Linked DNA regions of Homo sapiens: region 1 is linked to region 2. A link is a loop called in an ENCODE intact Hi-C map of the cell type or tissue named here. Cell type or tissue: ascending aorta. All regions are shown on one strand.

Region 1 (8,000 bases), 450 kb after region 2:
GTTTCTCACACCTGTAATCCCAGCACTTTAGGAGGCCACGGCGGGTAGATCACAAGGTCAGGAGTTCAAGACCAGCCTGACCAATATGGTGAAACCCCGTCACTACTAAAGATACAAAAATTAGCCGGACATGGTGGTGGGTGCCTGTAATCCTAGCTACTCGGTAGGCTGAGGCAGGAGAATCGCTTGAACCCGGGAGGTGGAGGTTGCAGTGAGCCAAGATCAAGCCACTGCATTGCAGCCTGGGTGACAGAGCAAGACTCTGTCTTGAAAAAAAAAAAGGTTAAAAAACAACAAATAGGTAGTGTTTGGTGATAGGGAAGGATTTTAAGCCCAAGCTGGAGAAGTAGCCAGGGACTCAGTAAATAGCTAGACTTTGTTTTCAGATCATTAGGGAGCCACGGAAGCATTCTGAGCTGGGGAGTCCACAGTCAGTTTTTGTGTGAGCGAGGTCCTTCTAGCTGCCATGTCTAGTGGGTGGATTAGAGGTGGTAAGTCTGAAACTTGGACTGGAGCAGAGGCTGAAAGGCCAATCTGAAGGCCAAGGATGCCAGGGCCCTTCCCTACCCCAGATGCCCACCTTGTTGATGGCACAGCAGGTCCCTCTGCGGACAGCCACGCTGGTGGCTGGGACGAGACAAGACAGGTCGGCTCGGGCAGCCAGAACGTGTGCAATGGAGATGTCCGATTCTGGGGTCAGAACCTCTCGAATTGGGATCAGCACTGCCCTCATGGCCTCTCCTTGGGCCTGGAGTGGGGAGGAGGTAAGAGAAGGTACCCTGGAGCCCTTCCCCACGTGGGACCTGTCATCTTGGAAGCATTACTTTACCATTCAAGACCTCACTGCCCACAGCTCAAATAAATATTTATTTTTTGAGACAGGGTCTCGCTGTCACCCAGCCTGGAGTGTGGTGGCGTGATGGTGGCTCACTGCAGCCTCAATCTCCTGGGCTCAAGTGATCCTCCTACCTTAGCCTCCTGAGTAACTGAGATGGACAAGCATGCGCCACCATGCCCAGCTAATTTTTTTTTTTTTAATTTTTAGTAGAGACGGGGGTCTTGCTATGTTGCCCAAGGTGGTCTCAAACTTCTGAGCTCAAGTGATCCTCTTGCCTTGGCCTCCCAAAGTGCTGGGATAACAGGCATGAGCCACTGTGCCTGACTCTGCTCGTATCTCTTAAAGATGGGGTACACTTGGCCAGGCGTGGTGGCTCATGCCTGCAATCCCAGAACCTTGGAAGGCCAAGGCAGGCAGATCACCTGAGGTTGGGAGTTTGAGACCAGCCTAACCAACATGGAGAAACCCTGTCTGTACTAAAAAATACAAAATTAGCCCGGCGTGGTGGTGCATGCCTGAAATCCCAGCTACTCGGGAGGCTGAGGCAAGAAAATCACTTGAACCCAGGAGGCGGAGGTTGCGGTGAGCCAAGATCGCACCATTGCACTCCAGCGTGGCCAACAAAAGCAAAACTCCGTCTCAAAAAATAAAAAATAAAAAAAAAAGGCTGGGTGCAGTGGCTCATGCCTGTAATCCTAGCACTTTGGGAGGCCAAGACAGGCAGATCACAAGGTCAGGAGATCGAGACCATCCTAGCCAACATGGTGAAACCCTGTCTCTACTAAAAATACAAAAATTAGCTGGGCATGGTGGCATGTGCCCGTAATCCCAGCTACTCAGGAGGCTGAGGCAGGAGAATCACTTGAACCCGGGAGTCGGAGGTTGCAGTGAGCTGAGATCGCACCACCACACTCCAGCCTGGCAACAGAGTGAGACCCCGTCTCAAAAAAAAAAAAAAAATGATGGGGTATGCCTCTGAATATACTGCCAGCTCAGAGCTGGGAATTCAACAATACCCTGGGACCCTGAGATTCTAGGAGCCCCAAACCTCAAAAAATTATAAAATGTCCATGGCCTGAGAACCTGCAAGAGGGTGATACTCCTGGCCCTCATTCCTCCTCCCTGCAACTGCAGCCCCCACAACTGGGCCTCTCCAATTCTGCATGGTCCCCTGCCCACCACACCTCTGCCCGGTCACTCCAGTGGAAAGCAGATGTAGTGAGGTCAAGGCGCTTGAGGAGGAGGCAGCGGCGGCAGCGGTACTGATCTCTGAGGCTTTGGGACAGAGACTCCAACGCTTCCTGGGAGAAAAGGTCTCAAGGTCAGGCTAGGGGTCCCTCTCACTGCCACCTCTGATGAGGACACAGTTCACATTCAGTCAGTCGCACACAGTCTTACCCATCTGGGTGCATCTAGCGAGCAGCTGAGGAGGGGCTGCAGGGACCCTGGGGGCAGAGAAGGCTGCAGCTCTGAGATCTGATGGGAGAAGAAGTCAGAGGCCAACTGGGGCAGAGAGGATGGGCCCCTCTGTAAACTCAGCTCCCCACACCCCTGAGGACCTAGGCCACAGATGTGAGAATGCCAGTCACAGCTCCAGAAAAAACAGGCCAGTGGTTGGAATACTCCTTCCAGAAGTGGAGAGAGGACCCCCACCCCCACAAGGAAAGTGGGGTAGCCCAGGTCGGGAGGGGACTCTGACTCTCTACCTTAGCATGCAACTCCTGCAGCAGCTGGCTGGCGGGGGTCCCTGGTGCAGGTCTGGGCAGCCCCAGGGCTTGGAGGGTAAGGTCCAGTTCTTGGACCATGCCGGCTCCCTCCACTACCCCTTCACCAAGGGGTGGCCTAGGACTCGGATCCAGCAGAGAGCGGAGGCACAGGAGGCGGGTGGCTTGGAGCTCTGAGCAGAGAAAGCCTGAAAGTAATAAATGGGTGCTGTGCACTCAGGGAGGCTGCTACCCACTCATCCATCTTGGTCAAAAAGCTCCACTGATGGCCGGGTGCGGTGGCTCACACCTGTAATCCCAGCACTTTGGGAGGCAGAGGCGGGCGGATCACGAGGTCAGGAGATGGAGACCAGCCTGGCCAACATGGTGAAACTGTGTCTCTACTAAAAATACAAAAATTAGCAGGACATAGTGGTGAGTGCTTGTAATCCCAGCTACTCGGGAGGCTGAAGCAGGAAAATCGCTTGAACCAGGAAGTTGGAGGTTGCAGTGAGCTGAGATCATGTCACTGTACTCCAGCCTGGCAACAGGGCGAGACTCCATTTCAAAAAAAAAAGAGGCTCCACCGGCTTTAAAACCTCCACCTTTGCCCAGGCACAGTGGCTCATGCCTGTAGCCTGTAATCCCAACACCTTGGGAGGCTGAGGTGGGAGGATCGCTTGAAGCCAGGAGTTGAAGACCAGACAGGGCAACATAGGGAGACCCCACCTCCACTTAAAAACAAAACAAAACAAAATCCTCCACCTTCTAGTCCCCCCCACCTAAAGCCTTCCAGAGTAAGCCCCACCTTGAGACCCTGTCCCCTCCTACGAATTCCACTCCTGCCCACTTTGAAACCTCAAGCCTTCCTCCTAATCCAACCCACTTGAGCTCCTAGGCCCTCCAATTAAAATTCTAACCCCGGGCCGGGCGTGGTGGGCTCACGCCTGTAATCCCAACACTTTGGGAGGCCGAGGTGGACAGATCACCTGGGGTCAGGAGTTCGAGACCTGCCTGGCTAACATGGTGAAACCCCGTTTCTACTAAAAATAGCCGAGTGTGGTGTCGCGCGCCTGTAATCCCAGCTACTCGGGAGGCTGAGGCAAGAGAATCACTTGAACCTGGGAGGTGGAGGTTGCAGTGAGCCGAGATCACGCCACTGCACTCCAGCTTGGGTAACAAGAGTGAAACTCCATCTCAAAAATAATAATAATAAAATAAATAAAAAATAAAACGAAATTCTACCCCCGCCCATTTTAGAGCGCTCTGCTTGCCCCAACATGCTCACCCCACCCACCTCGTACCCTCTGGGCCGCCCCAAAGTTCTGACCACACCCCTTGGGAACCTCGATTTCCCCTAAAAAGTCAGAGCCCGCCGCTCCGGAGGCCATGGCCTTGCCACTTCTGCATCCCGGGACTCACGCAGCAGGCGCAGTCCGGCACCGGGTTCCCGAAGCGCAGCCGCGCCATCCCCGCCGCAGAGCGCGCGATCCGGGCAGTGCAGCTCCCGCAGCAGGCTGCCGAGCTGCCGCAGAAAGTCCTCCTCCGCGCCAGGGCCTGCGAGGACAGGGGTGTCAGGGCTCGGTGGCCCCGTGGCGGCCCCCCTGCCACCCTCCCGCTCCGTGTTTACCGTCGCCGGCGCTCAGCACCTCCGCGCCCGCCTCTCGCTGCTGCTCGAGGGCGCCCAGCGTCGCCAGCTCCGCCGCCAGCCGCACGCACAGCCCCCTGAAGTCTGGGCATGAGGCGCCCCGCGACGCCGCCCCCGGGACACCTCCATACCTGTGGGGACCGAGGCAGCGGGAGGGGGCGGGGATGTCACTGGGAATCCCTTTTCGTCCGCGTCCAGGGGGCAGACCTGGCCTTCCTGCACCCACCAGCCTCACCGCACACCCTTTTACCCCAGAGCCAGCAGGTCCTGGGCCACCGCGGCCCCCTCCCACGCTTCCGCCTTCACCGCCTCCATGAAAGTGTGGTCTCGGCGCGCCCCCTGGCGGCCGGTGGCAGGCTCCGCCCCAAAAGCGCCGCGCGCACGAGCTCCCCGCAGCGTCCGGCGGCACTGACCAATCGGCATCTTCCCGCGCAGGGGCTTGGGTGCTCCCATTGGCGCAGGAGGACGCCGAACCCGCCCCGGGGCCCGCCCGCCCCGCCCCTCGGCTAACCTGTCGGGGTTGTAGGAACGCCCCCTGGAGCTGTAAATTGCAGTGCGTTCGGGATCTCCGCTGTCAAGACAAGCTGGCGGCGGGTGTCACTGTTGCGGCGACATAAAAACAACTTCGGTGCCATTTTCCTTTTCCTCCCTCAGTTGTCTTCTGCTGGTGTTTTGTTGGTTTGTTTTTGAGGCAGATTTCGCTCTATCGTTCAGGCTGGACTGCAGTGGCGCCATCGCGGCTCACTGCAGTCTCGACCTTCTGGGCTCAAGAGATCCTCCCGCCTCAGCCTCCCAGCTAAATTTTTAAAAATCAGTCAGCCTTGGTGGCTTACACCTAGTAGCTGGGACCACAGGCGCAGACCACCGCGCCTGGCTGATTTGTTTTTAATTTTTTTGTAGAGACAAGGTTTCCTCATGTTGCCCAGCCTGGTTTCCAACTGCTGGGTTCAAGCGATCCGCCTGCCTCGGCCTCCCAAAGTGCTGGAATTACAGGCGTGAGCCACTGCAACCGGCCAATTTTTTTTTTTTTTTAAAGTTTTGTAGAGGCCGGGCACGGTGGCTCACGCATGTAATCCCAGCACTTTGGGAGGCTGAGGTGGGTGGATCACTTGAGGTCAGGAGTTCGAGACCAGCCTGGGCACATGGTGAAACCTCATCTCTAATAAAAATACAAAAATTAGCCGGGCGTGGTGGCACACGCCTGTAGTCACCACTATTTGGGAGGCTGAGGCAGGAGAATTGCTTGAGCCCGGGAGACACAGACTGCAGTGAGCCAAGATCGCGCCACTGCACTCCAGCCTGGGGACAGAGCAAGACTCCGTGTCAAAAAAGAAATAAAGTTTTGTAGAGAGGGGTCTAGCTATGTCGCCCAGGTTTGCCTCTAACTCCAGTGTTCAAGCAATCCTTCCCTCTCAGCCTTCCAAAGCTTGGGATTACAGGCTTGAGCCAGTGTTCCTGGCCCTGTCCTCTGCTCTTAAAGCAGCCCAGACGGAGTGGTGTTCACCCAACTCTGCCTAAAATCCAAAACTTCCTCCCTCCTTTCCACCTCAGGGTTTGAATTACATAAGGGACCCAGGAATCCCAGCACACCCCTCACACACCAGGCCCTCCTCATCGATCACGATGTGCCTGTTAGGCCTTCACTCCTCTCCCTCTTAGGCCTTGGAGTGAGCAGGTGCAATGCACCATAGTGGTTAAGAGATTACACCCTAGGAATCAGGCAAAGGGTTAGGGCTTGATTCTGTTACTCGCCAGCTCCATGTTCCTGCCAAATTGCTTCCCATCTGTATAATGGGGATAATAGTACCTACCTCTTAGAGTTGTTGCTGAGGATTAATTAGAGTTTCATATGTAAAAAGTGCTTAGCAGATATATAGGGAGTACTTAATAAGGAATAACTAATATATATACAGCATTTAATGTGTACTATTGGGCGAAGTATCTTATCTCTTTTACAGAAGAGAAAACTAAGGTTGAGAGAAGATAAGTCACAGAGTGAATTCATGGTGATGCCAAGGCTTGAAGATGAAATTCCAGACTCTATACTCTTAAACCACGGAACCTATTTCCACTGTTACTACTGCTGTTGTTTTGTTGCTGTTGCTAAGTAAACATTGTGTCAGATCTAATCTCTTCCTTACTGTATCCTGGTATCCAGTAGTTCCTAGACAATTCTGCTGGAAGTTGGGGGTGGACCAGGAGCCTGGAGGGAAGAACAGGGGTAGAACTTGTTCCTTAAGGGCAGATACGAGTAACCCCATAACCCTGTTTACCCCAAGGCAGGACACTTGGGGGGCTATTTTTTGACATAAATCAAATGTTAAAAATTGCCCAGAGGTGGGCCACAGTGGCTCACACCTGTAATCCCCGCCTTTCAGGAGGCTGAGGTGGGAGGATCGCTTGAGCCCAGGAGTTTAAGACCAGACCAGGCACCATAGTGAGAACATGTCTCTACAAAAACATTTTTAAAATTAGCCAGGCTTGGTGGTGTGCACCTGTAATCCCAGCTACTCGGGATGCTGAGGTGGGGGGATCACTTGGGCTCATGAGTTTGAGGCTGCAATGAGCAGTGATCATGCCACTGCACTCCAGCCTGGGTGATGAACTCAATTTAAAACAAAAAAAAAAATTGCTCCAGCCAAAAACCTGGACTTACTATCTTGACTCCTCTATCTCAAATCCCATACATAAATCTGTGGGTTCTATTTACAAAGTAGGCCCAACACCTGCCCACTTCTCCACCCTTCAGGGCCCTCACCCTGGGCCTGTCCGCTGCTGTCTTGTCCTGAACCATCACAGCAGCCTCCTCTCTGTGAAGCTGTCCCCCACCCCACTCCTACTCTGCTGACCACATGCAGCAGAAGGAGCCTGTGAACTGAGTCAGGTCACATGCCTCCCATGTTTGAAATTTCCTGTGGCTCCGTCTCACTCAGGGTAAAAACCTAAGTCCATTCAATGCCCTTCAAGGCCTGACAGATCTGCCCCATCGCCTCTCTGCCCTCATCTCCTAGCGCTCTCTTCTCTGCTTCCTCCCCTCTCAACACTCTAGCTCCCTGAAGCTCCTCAGACTTACCGGACACACTCCTGTCTCAGGGCCTTGCACTGGCTGTTCCCTTTACTTAAAATACCCTTCCCTGCAGACATCCCCAGAACTCCCTCACCTCCGTCAGGGCTTTGTTCAAATGCCAGCTCCTGGCTAGGCACAGTGGCTCACACCTGTAATCACTTGGGAGATTTCCACCTGGAATCACTTGGGAGACCAAGGCAGGTGGATCACTTGAGGTCAGGAATTCGAGACCAGCCTGGCCAAAATGGTGAAACCCTGACTCCACTAAAAATACAAAAATTAGCCGGGCGTTGTGGCACCCACCTGCAGTCCCAGCTACTCAGGAGCCTGAGGCAGGAGAATCACTTGAACCCAGGAGGCAGAGGCTGCAGTGAGCAGAGATCATGCCACTGCACTCCAGCTTGGGTGACCGAGTCAGACTCTGTCTCAAAACAACAAATGCCAACTCCTGAGGAGGGTCTAACCTGGCCACTCTAGCTAAAATGGCATGTATCCCCCATTCCCACTTTTTTTTTTCTTTCTGCTTTCTATCATTTCTAACATATTAAGTCATTTACTTATTGTCTCCCCTACTATAAAGCTCATAAGCTCTTTGCAGGAGGGACTTTTGTCTGTTCTGCCCACTGCTTTATCTCCAGTGCTTTCAACAGGGCTTGGCACATAATTAGGTGCTCAATAAATGCATTTGTTGAGTGTCTTATAAAACTCAGCTTGAGGGTCTGATGGGAGAAGGGAGAATTTAAG
Region 2 (8,000 bases):
GAAGATATCACTAGGAATGGTCACAGCAGCATTACTATTTTTTCTTTATTTTATTTATTTATTTATTTTTTACTTTTATTTATTTATTTTTGAGACGGAGTCTCGCTCTGTCGCCCAGGCTGGAGTACAGTGGAGCGATCTCGGCTCACTGCAAGCTCCGCCTCCTGGGTTCACGTCATTCTCCTGCCTCAGCCTCCCCAGTAGCTGGGACTACAGGCGCCTGCCACCATGCCCAGCTAATTTTTTTTTTAATTTTTTTTTTATTTTTAGCAGAGACGGGGTTTCACCGTGTTAGCCAGGATGGTCTTGATCTCCTGACCTCGTGATCCAGCCGCCTCAGCCTCCCAAAGTGCTAGTATTACAGGTGTGAGCCACCGTGCCCGGCCTATTTTATTTATTTTAGTTTTTTGAGACAGAGTCTCACTCTGTTGCCCAGGTTAGAGTGCAGTGGCACAATCTCGGCTCACTGCAAACTTCACCTCCCGGGTTCAAGCAATTCTCCTGCCTTAGCATTCTGAGTAGCTGGGATTACAGGCGCCTGCCACCACGCCAGCCTAATTTTTGTATTTTAAGTAGAGACCGGGTTTCGCCATGTTAGCCAGGCTGGTCTCGAACCCCTGACCTCAAGCGATTCTCCTGCCTCGGCCTCCCAAAGTGCTACGATTACAGGCGTGAGCCACGGCGCCCAGCCATATTTTTCTGGGGTGTTGTTTGTTTTTGAGACAGGGTCTCGCTTTGTCAGCCTCCACCTCTTGGGCTCAAGTGATCCTTCCGCCTCAGCCTCCCCAGTAGCTGGGACTACAGTTGCACGCCACCACGCCCAGCTAATTTTTTTGTATTTTATGTAGAGAGAAGGTTTCACCATGTTGCCCAGGCTGGTCACGAGCTCCTGGACTTAAACAATCTGCCCACCTCGGCCTCCCAAAGTGCTGGGATTACAGGGGAAGCCACCGTGCCCGGCTGGCATGGGTTTACAAGGATCTGCAAGGGTCCGATTAAGTTTTGTGTGGATTAAGAACGGGAGCGACCTGCTCTTTCAGAGGCTGCCCAGCTGTGGTAATTTTTCGCGGTTCTTCCACTCTCTGGGCCAGTTTTACTTCAACTGTGAAATGGGGGTAGTCCTCTAAGGTCCCGTTTCCATTCTCTGCATTCCTCATGACGACCCAGACGAAGCTCCTACTGCCATCCCCCTAACGGATGAGGAAGGCTAAGTTACTTTCCTAAGGCCAGAGACAGTAAATGCAGCTTCCACGTTGGAACCCCGGTAGGGTGGCTCCAGTCCCCTGCTCTGAACCCCCCATCTCTACAGCCTACCCCATCACCCTAATAAGCCCTGCAAGTGCAGTGGTGATGCGTCTGCTCCGGCGTCAGACCAGCCCCGCCATGCCACTTGCAAGCTGTGGCATCCTGGGTTAGTCACTTGCGTCCCTCCAGCCCATTTCCTTATGTGAGCAATGTACACCCCAAACACTTGCCTCAGCCAAGACACTTGCCTGACCAGGAGGAAAGATGCGCGAGTCTCAAACAACTGCGTGACTTTCCGTCTGCGGGGGGCGGGGGTGGATTTTTGGGGAAAAGGGACGCGGAGCCCGAACACCGCGGCTCCAAGGTCTTCCCGCTCCTTTCTCGCCTGGTTTCCTCCATTCCCCCGCGGGGCGACCCTCGGTCTCCTGCCGTGTCCCCGCTCCCGCGCCCCCTGCCCCCAATTTTTCTTCCCCCCACGGGGCTGAAAAAAGGTCGTGGTCCCTTTAAGGCCCGCCCCTCCCTCTCCCAAAACTTCCCAGTGTCTGCTCTTTTCGATCCGGGACGGCCGGTCAGGCTCGCCGCCGAGCTGGTAGGGGCTGGGGGCGAGGGGTGCGGGAAGGTGACCGGGGCACTGGCGGGCGGCGCCGCGCGCGGCCGGGGGCCAGGGTCCGAGCAGCGGGGTGGGGGCGGGGCGGTGGCCGGGAGCGCGGGGGGTGCGGGTCACCAGGCCGGGCCGGCGGCCTGGAACGTGCGGCGCCGGGGAGACCGTTCCGCCGTGCTCCGGCCGTGCGCGCCGGCGCGAGGGGCGTCCGGGCCGGCCGCGGGGGCGGGGAGGGGAGGGGCCCTCTCTCTCCCCCTCCCCCCACCGCATTCCTCTGACGTTGGGACGGAGCGACCCCGCCCTTCGTCGCGACCGGCCCGGCCTCCTCCCGTCACGCGGGCCACGTGCTTCAGACGCGGCCCCGCCCCCGTCTCTGTTCCGTTGGCGTGGTCGGATCTTCCTGGTGTCCGGGGGAGCTGACCGAGGTCCCCAGCAAGGCCCCCTCCCCTAACTTTATTTCCCCTCACCGGCAGAGCCACCAGGCCTGTCCCCTCTTGTATTGCCATAAACCCCATTTTTTCTGATAGGGTCTCGCTCCGTCGCCCACGCTGGAGTGCAGGGGCGCGATCACGGCTCACTGCAACCTCGAAATCCGGGGCTCAAGCGAGCCTTCCGCCTTGGCCTCCCCAAGTGCTGGGATTACAGGTGTGAGCCACCACACACGGCCTCCATTTCAAACTTAGTTTCCACCCGGACCTCAACTCGAAATCCCCCATCAGCCGGGCAGAAAGGTCCTGGAGCACTTTTGGGGCGTCCGCCGCGTTTCTCACGACGCTAGCTTCGCTTTTATTTCTTTTCCCCCCTTTGGCGATATCGTCACTTGCCAATAGCTTCGCTAAGGTGTTCCCCCCCACACCCTGCGCGGGCAGCCCCATAATGTTAAATGCCGTAGGACGGGATCCCGGGTTAATCCCCGTTTGACCCCGCTGCCTGCGCGTGATAACTGGGGCGCGCTCCTCTCCACCCCCCAGGCTCCGCCAGTTGGGCTTCGCCGGAGTCTGGAGATACCCTCCGACATTCTCTTGGTGCAGTGCGGGTGGTCTTACCCCGCCCTTGAGGAAGAAAGGCCCGACGCAGGCACAGATCACAAGAACGCCTCCCCTGTGCAGGGGGCTTGCACTGTGCCAGGTGCTGTACTGGGCGCTTGGTAGGTGGCCACCCTCTCCAGGGTCGGGGCCAGGACCTCCTGTGGTGCTCAGAGGGGTCGAGCTGTCAGGTGAAAACCACTGGCCCGAGTTATGGCTTTGAAGGGAATCCTGGGGGTCTGGGATGGCAGGGACCTGTTAATTTAGATCGCACGGACAAGATGACTTGGCCCTTAGCTCCTGCAGGAGGGGTAGTGGACTATTGCAGGTGGAAGGGACTGCATGGGCACACATGGAGAGTGCGCGGAAGAGCCTTCTCCCAAGGGAAACTGAAAGGGGTTGCGGCTGAATTTAGAACTGGACAGGGTCCGAAGACAGTCGGCAGCAGCGAGTGGTTTTCTACTGAGGAAAAGGCTCAGATTTGGGATTTTAACAATTCCTCCTAGAGGTAGAAATGAACACGGTATAGTGATGGCGACAGAGATACCCTGGGAGTTCCTGTCAATCTTGGTCTAGCCTTCCGGCGCACACACAGCGGTCGCTCCATAAGGGGGCCCCGCCTCTGGGCGGTGCCTGAAAGCGTATTTGCGCATGCGTTCTCGCCTTCGCTCGTTTCGTATACTGCACCAAAGAGCGCCTACCCTGGGGCGGGGCTCCCCATTTCATCCAATCAGAGCGTATCAACAGTCCTACCATCTGGTGAGAGGGTGCGCTCCACTCTCCATTGACCAATCAGTGGAGACGCAGAAGAATGGGCATCTGTAACCACCACTGGAGAGAGACCAAAAAAGGGCGGGGCTTCCTTGTCTCCTTGCGAAGTGGCGCGGGAAGGTCGTCATTGTGACTGGTGCTGACGGATTAGCGAGGAGACCAATGAAAGTGGGAGGGAGGCGGAGATTCTTGGGAGGTTTAGAGCGCCGTTCCTATCAGGTGCTTTTAGGGAGGCCAGCAGCGCCAGAAATCCGACCTATCAAATTGGATTTTATTTTAAGGCGGCGGGGTCGACGGAAAGACTGGCAGAAAGCGACCACCTATAAGGAGTGTCTCAGACAAACAAGGGCGGGCCCTCCTGCAGAACGGCGTGGGCAATGTCCAATAAGCGCGCAAGGCGTGTGGCGGCCTACCCTCCCCCCGCGGCGGGACCAGTGGCTCCCCCTATCGGGTGGGGGCGGCGGGTGACGGGCGTGTCCCTCCCCCAATGAGAGGCGGGGGGAGGCGGGTTCTGCGCCGCCATGTCGCGGAGGCTGCTGCCCCGGGCGGAGAAGCGGCGTCGGCGGCTGGAGCAGAGGCAGCAGCCGGACGAGCAGCGGAGGCGGTCGGGAGCGATGGTGAAGATGGCGGCGGCGGGCGGCGGAGGCGGCGGTGGCCGCTACTACGGCGGCGGCAGTGAGGGCGGCCGGGCCCCTAAGCGGCTCAAGACTGACAACGCCGGCGACCAGCACGGAGGCGGCGGCGGTGGCGGTGGAGGAGCCGGGGCGGCGGGCGGCGGCGGCGGTGGGGTGAGGCCAGGGCCCTAGGCGCTGGGAAGGCCGGGAACTGGGGGACAATTTCCCAGCTTGAGGGCATTTTATTTTTTGAGGGGGGCCTCTGCGCACGCGCCCAGGCCATCGCGTCGTTGACGGTGTGGGGGAGGGGCGGCCGTTGGGCAAACGGCGGGGTTTGCGCGAGGACAGGCGCCTGCGCGTGCGCGGGGTCCGGAGCGGGGTGTGGGGGAGCGCAGAGGAAGTAGCTCGTGAGGCGAATGGCCCAGTGCGCAGGCGCCGCGGGCTGGCGTGTGGGGGCCGGGCACGCGGCCCGGCCGGTTTTTTTCCCCTTTATCATTTTCTTCGCTGGCTCCATGCGCAGGCGCAGTGTTCCCGCCCGGCCTCGTGGGCGGTTAGGGGAGCGCCTGGTGAGCGGGAACGGGTGGGCGGCGGCCTTGTTCTCTAGAGTGGGGAATTCCGTCTGATGGCAGCTTAATCTCTAAGGCCCAGCCTTGTGTCTATACAGAAATGGATGTGTTTGAGCCTAGATGCTCTCATTTTTGTAGGCATTGAAAATGGGAAGAGGACTTGTGAAATGCACTTTTAGCCTTTTAGGAGTTGAGCGAAGCCTTGAAACCATCACAAGTTTGCTTACAGTTTCCGGGGATTCACTGGGTACCGAGGATTTGATAAACCAAACTATTTCCTGGCCATGTTGGAAGCATTTCGACCCCCTGTAATCAGTCCCTCCGAAAACACCAGTCGTTGCTTTTGGAGTGGGGCCCAGTCCCCACTCTTTCCAAAATCTTGAAGTCTTACAGGGCCGCCTATTTGCAGGGTTTTCCAGGGTTTAGGGGTTACGAGTTGCTAGCGTTTTAATCTTGGCCTTGTCCCACACATTTTAAAGACATCTTAATTGAAAATCCTTAACGCTTCCTGAGGTTGGGGGAGATACTGGGATTCCCGATTTACAAAGGAGGAAATGGGCCAGGAGAGAGATGAGATGAGGTGAATTACTGTAGGTGGCACAGCTAGTGAGGGGCAGGGCTGGAGTTAGAACTCCCATTTGTGGGAGCTGCTAACCTGGCGGGAGTGCCTCACCCTGTGGTTCGCGTGGATCGCTCCTGAAATAGAATCCAATTCTACCCACCTTCCACGCACTTCTGCCCAGTGATTCTCAGACAGGGGGCCGGCCCCAGAGCCCAGGAGAGGCGGAAGAGAGTTAATCTTTCTCCTGATGACCAGAGGCTTTTGTCGGTGGGTGTAAGATACTTCTCTTAGGAAGGAGCAGTCGGTTCTTAATGGTATGGGTTGGAGTCTCTGGTCTTTCTAAAAGACTTTCCATCCGGGAGTGGGGGCTCATGCCTATAATCCCAGCACTTTGGGAGGCTGAGGCAGGCAGATTACCTGAGGTCAGGAGTTCGAGAACAGCCTGGTCAACATGGCAAAACTCCGTCTCTACTAAAAATACAAAAAAATTAGCCAGGTGTGGTGGCGAGGGCCTGTAATTCCAGCTACTCGGGAGGCTGAGGCAGGAGAATCGCTTGAACCTGGGAGGCGGAGGTTGCAGTGGACTAAGATCACGCCATAGCACTCCAGCCTGGGTGACAGAGTGAGACTCCATCTCAAAAAATAAATAAAAGACTTTTCTTGTCTGGTTTTTCTTAGTCTGACCTAGGCAGTAATTTCCAAAGCAGATTTTGGTGGGAGGGCGATTCAAGACTAGAAGGGGTCAAGACTGGCCTGGCTGCCCCAGTTTCTGGGGCATGTGTTGTTTTTTGCCCTGACTGAACCTGGGTGTGAGTGGTGGGGAACAGGTGTGCTTAGCTAGATGATGGTGGCTCAGCCAGTTAAAGGGCAAGGAATTTGGGGCACATGCAAAGGGGATGTCCTCATTCAAACTGTAGCAGATAGCTGTTAGAGCCCTTGCTGCCAGTGTATCTCCTTTTCCAGCTACTCTTTTCCCATGTTTCCTTGGTCGAGTGGACCAGTGGGAAGAGAGGGGGGTCCCTGGAAGAACGTAAGATTTGGGACTTGTGTGGCCCTCCCTCCGTTATACCTTCCTCAGAAGCTACAGCAAGAGCCAGTGGGCAAGTGATCACCCACTCAGGACCACTGTTCTGCTGACCCAGAATCCTTCTGGGCTGATTGGCTTCAATTGCTGCCCCTAGTCTTTCCTGTGCATCCTTCACGGATGACCTCCAACTGTTTTATCTGACTGGGTCTACAACAGTACAGAGGCCAGTGGGGCGTCATCTTGTACAGCAAGAAAATAATTCTTGTTTTTGCTTCCTTTCTCAGGAGAACTACGATGACCCGCACAAAACCCCTGCCTCCCCAGTTGTCCACATCAGGGGCCTGATTGACGGTGTGGTGGAAGCAGACCTTGTGGAGGCCTTGCAGGAGTTTGGACCCATCAGGTACTGGGCTCAGAGGCCAGGTGTTGGGCTTCCAAAGTTGACTCCTGGGTGTCCTTGTGTGTCCACGATTTCTGGTTGGAAATAGTGATTTTGTTGCCATCCTGGTCTAGATTCTGTGGCCGCTCTGCTTTTGGGTTGGCCATTGTACTTTGTGTCAGATTACAGCAAGTTCCATGACCCTTTTTCCTTCCTTCGTTTTTCCTCTGCCTTGTAGTTTCTAGTCAGTGTTCTCTTTTTCAGACAGAGCAAGGTCTCGCTTTGTGGCCCAGGCTGGAGTGTAGTGGTGCAGTCTCACCCAGGCTCAGGCAGTCCTTCTGCCTCGGCCTGCTGAGTAGCTGGGACTATAGGCATGCGCCACCATGCCCGGCTAATTTTTACATATATATATTTTTTGTTTGTTTGTTTGTTTTGAGACAGTCTCTTGCTCTGTCGCCCAGGCTGGAGTGCAGTGACAATCTCAGCTCACTGCAAGCTTTGTCTCGTGGGTTCACGCCATTCTCCTGCCTCAGCCTCCCGAGTAGCTGGGACCACAGGCGCTGGCCACCCCACCCGGCTAATTTTTTGTATTTTTAGTAGAGATGGGGTTTCGCTGTGTTAGCCAGGATGGTCTCAATCTCCTGACCTCGTGATCTGCCCGCCTCGGCCTCCCAAAGTGCTAGGATTACAGGCGTGAGCCACTGCGCCCGGCCTAATTTTTATATTGTTCTGTAGAGGTGAGGTTTTGCCATGTTGGCCAGGCTGGTCTCAAACTCCTAGGCCCAAGCAGTCTGCCCACCTAGCCCTCCCAAGTTTTAGGGTTACAGGCATGAGCTACTACTGCTCCTGGCCAGTGTTCTTTCATTCAGCAAGTAGTTACTGAATATTTGGTGCATGCTATATACTGCAAATACAGTAGTGAGCTGTATCTGGATGCTTCTCTTAGAAAGTTGCCCTCCTAGAGTGATTTGCACTGTCATAGTGTAAGCTCAAGAAGCCGTCTGTGGGTGGCATCTGACAGTCTGGTGAGGAGAGGTCAGGAAGGCTTCCCAGAGGGACATGATGGCTCAGCTAGACCTCTTTGGCTTTTGGTACTACTTGTGGCACAGGGTGTTCAGGTCGGGGAACCATGATAGGGTTGCAGAGGAGTTCAGAGGCCATGGAGGAGTCAGTTCTCAAAAAATCAAATGATACCCTCCTCCTGTCTACA

The links. A loop is a pair of places that touch in the nucleus more often than their neighbours do. Peaks named below come from ENCODE experiments on the same cell type or tissue, not always from the same donor. Only the 100,000 strongest peaks of a DNase experiment are listed, where the experiment ranks them.
Region 1: it touches region 2 in a loop (6-fold over the local background); 4 of 110 quality-filtered maps call a loop at or near these places.

Annotation. Positions count from the first base shown.
Region 1 is chr19:38,399,658-38,407,657 of GRCh38, reverse strand. It overlaps FAM98C (family with sequence similarity 98 member C), which reads right to left and starts at 4,565. Exons shown (of 8, transcript NM_174905.4): 1 at 4,440-4,565; 2 at 4,172-4,320; 3 at 3,964-4,098; 4 at 2,545-2,750; 5 at 2,237-2,314; 6 at 2,023-2,139; 7 at 581-748. The coding sequence starts at 4,504. RefSeq lists silencers at 4,059-4,258, 4,449-4,778, 7,341-7,499. In ascending aorta, a CTCF peak has its summit at 4,535 (motif pointing left); DNase peaks (open chromatin) are centred at 2,594, 3,997 and 4,577; H3K4me3 peaks cover 2,043 bases; H3K27ac peaks cover 576 bases; H3K27me3 peaks cover 772 bases.
Region 2 is chr19:38,846,130-38,854,129 of GRCh38, reverse strand. HNRNPL (heterogeneous nuclear ribonucleoprotein L) reads left to right here and starts at 4,144. Exons shown (of 13, transcript NM_001533.3): 1 at 4,144-4,430; 2 at 6,696-6,814. The coding sequence starts at 4,164. RefSeq lists enhancers at 941-1,585, 3,367-3,436, 3,767-3,856, 4,007-4,944, 5,017-5,106 and 1 more and silencers at 1,907-2,286, 4,007-4,266, 4,277-4,816. In ascending aorta, CTCF peaks have their summits at 3,336 and 4,095; DNase peaks (open chromatin) are centred at 1,611, 2,159, 3,679, 4,679 and 2 weaker places; H3K4me3 peaks cover 5,519 bases; H3K27ac peaks cover 5,303 bases.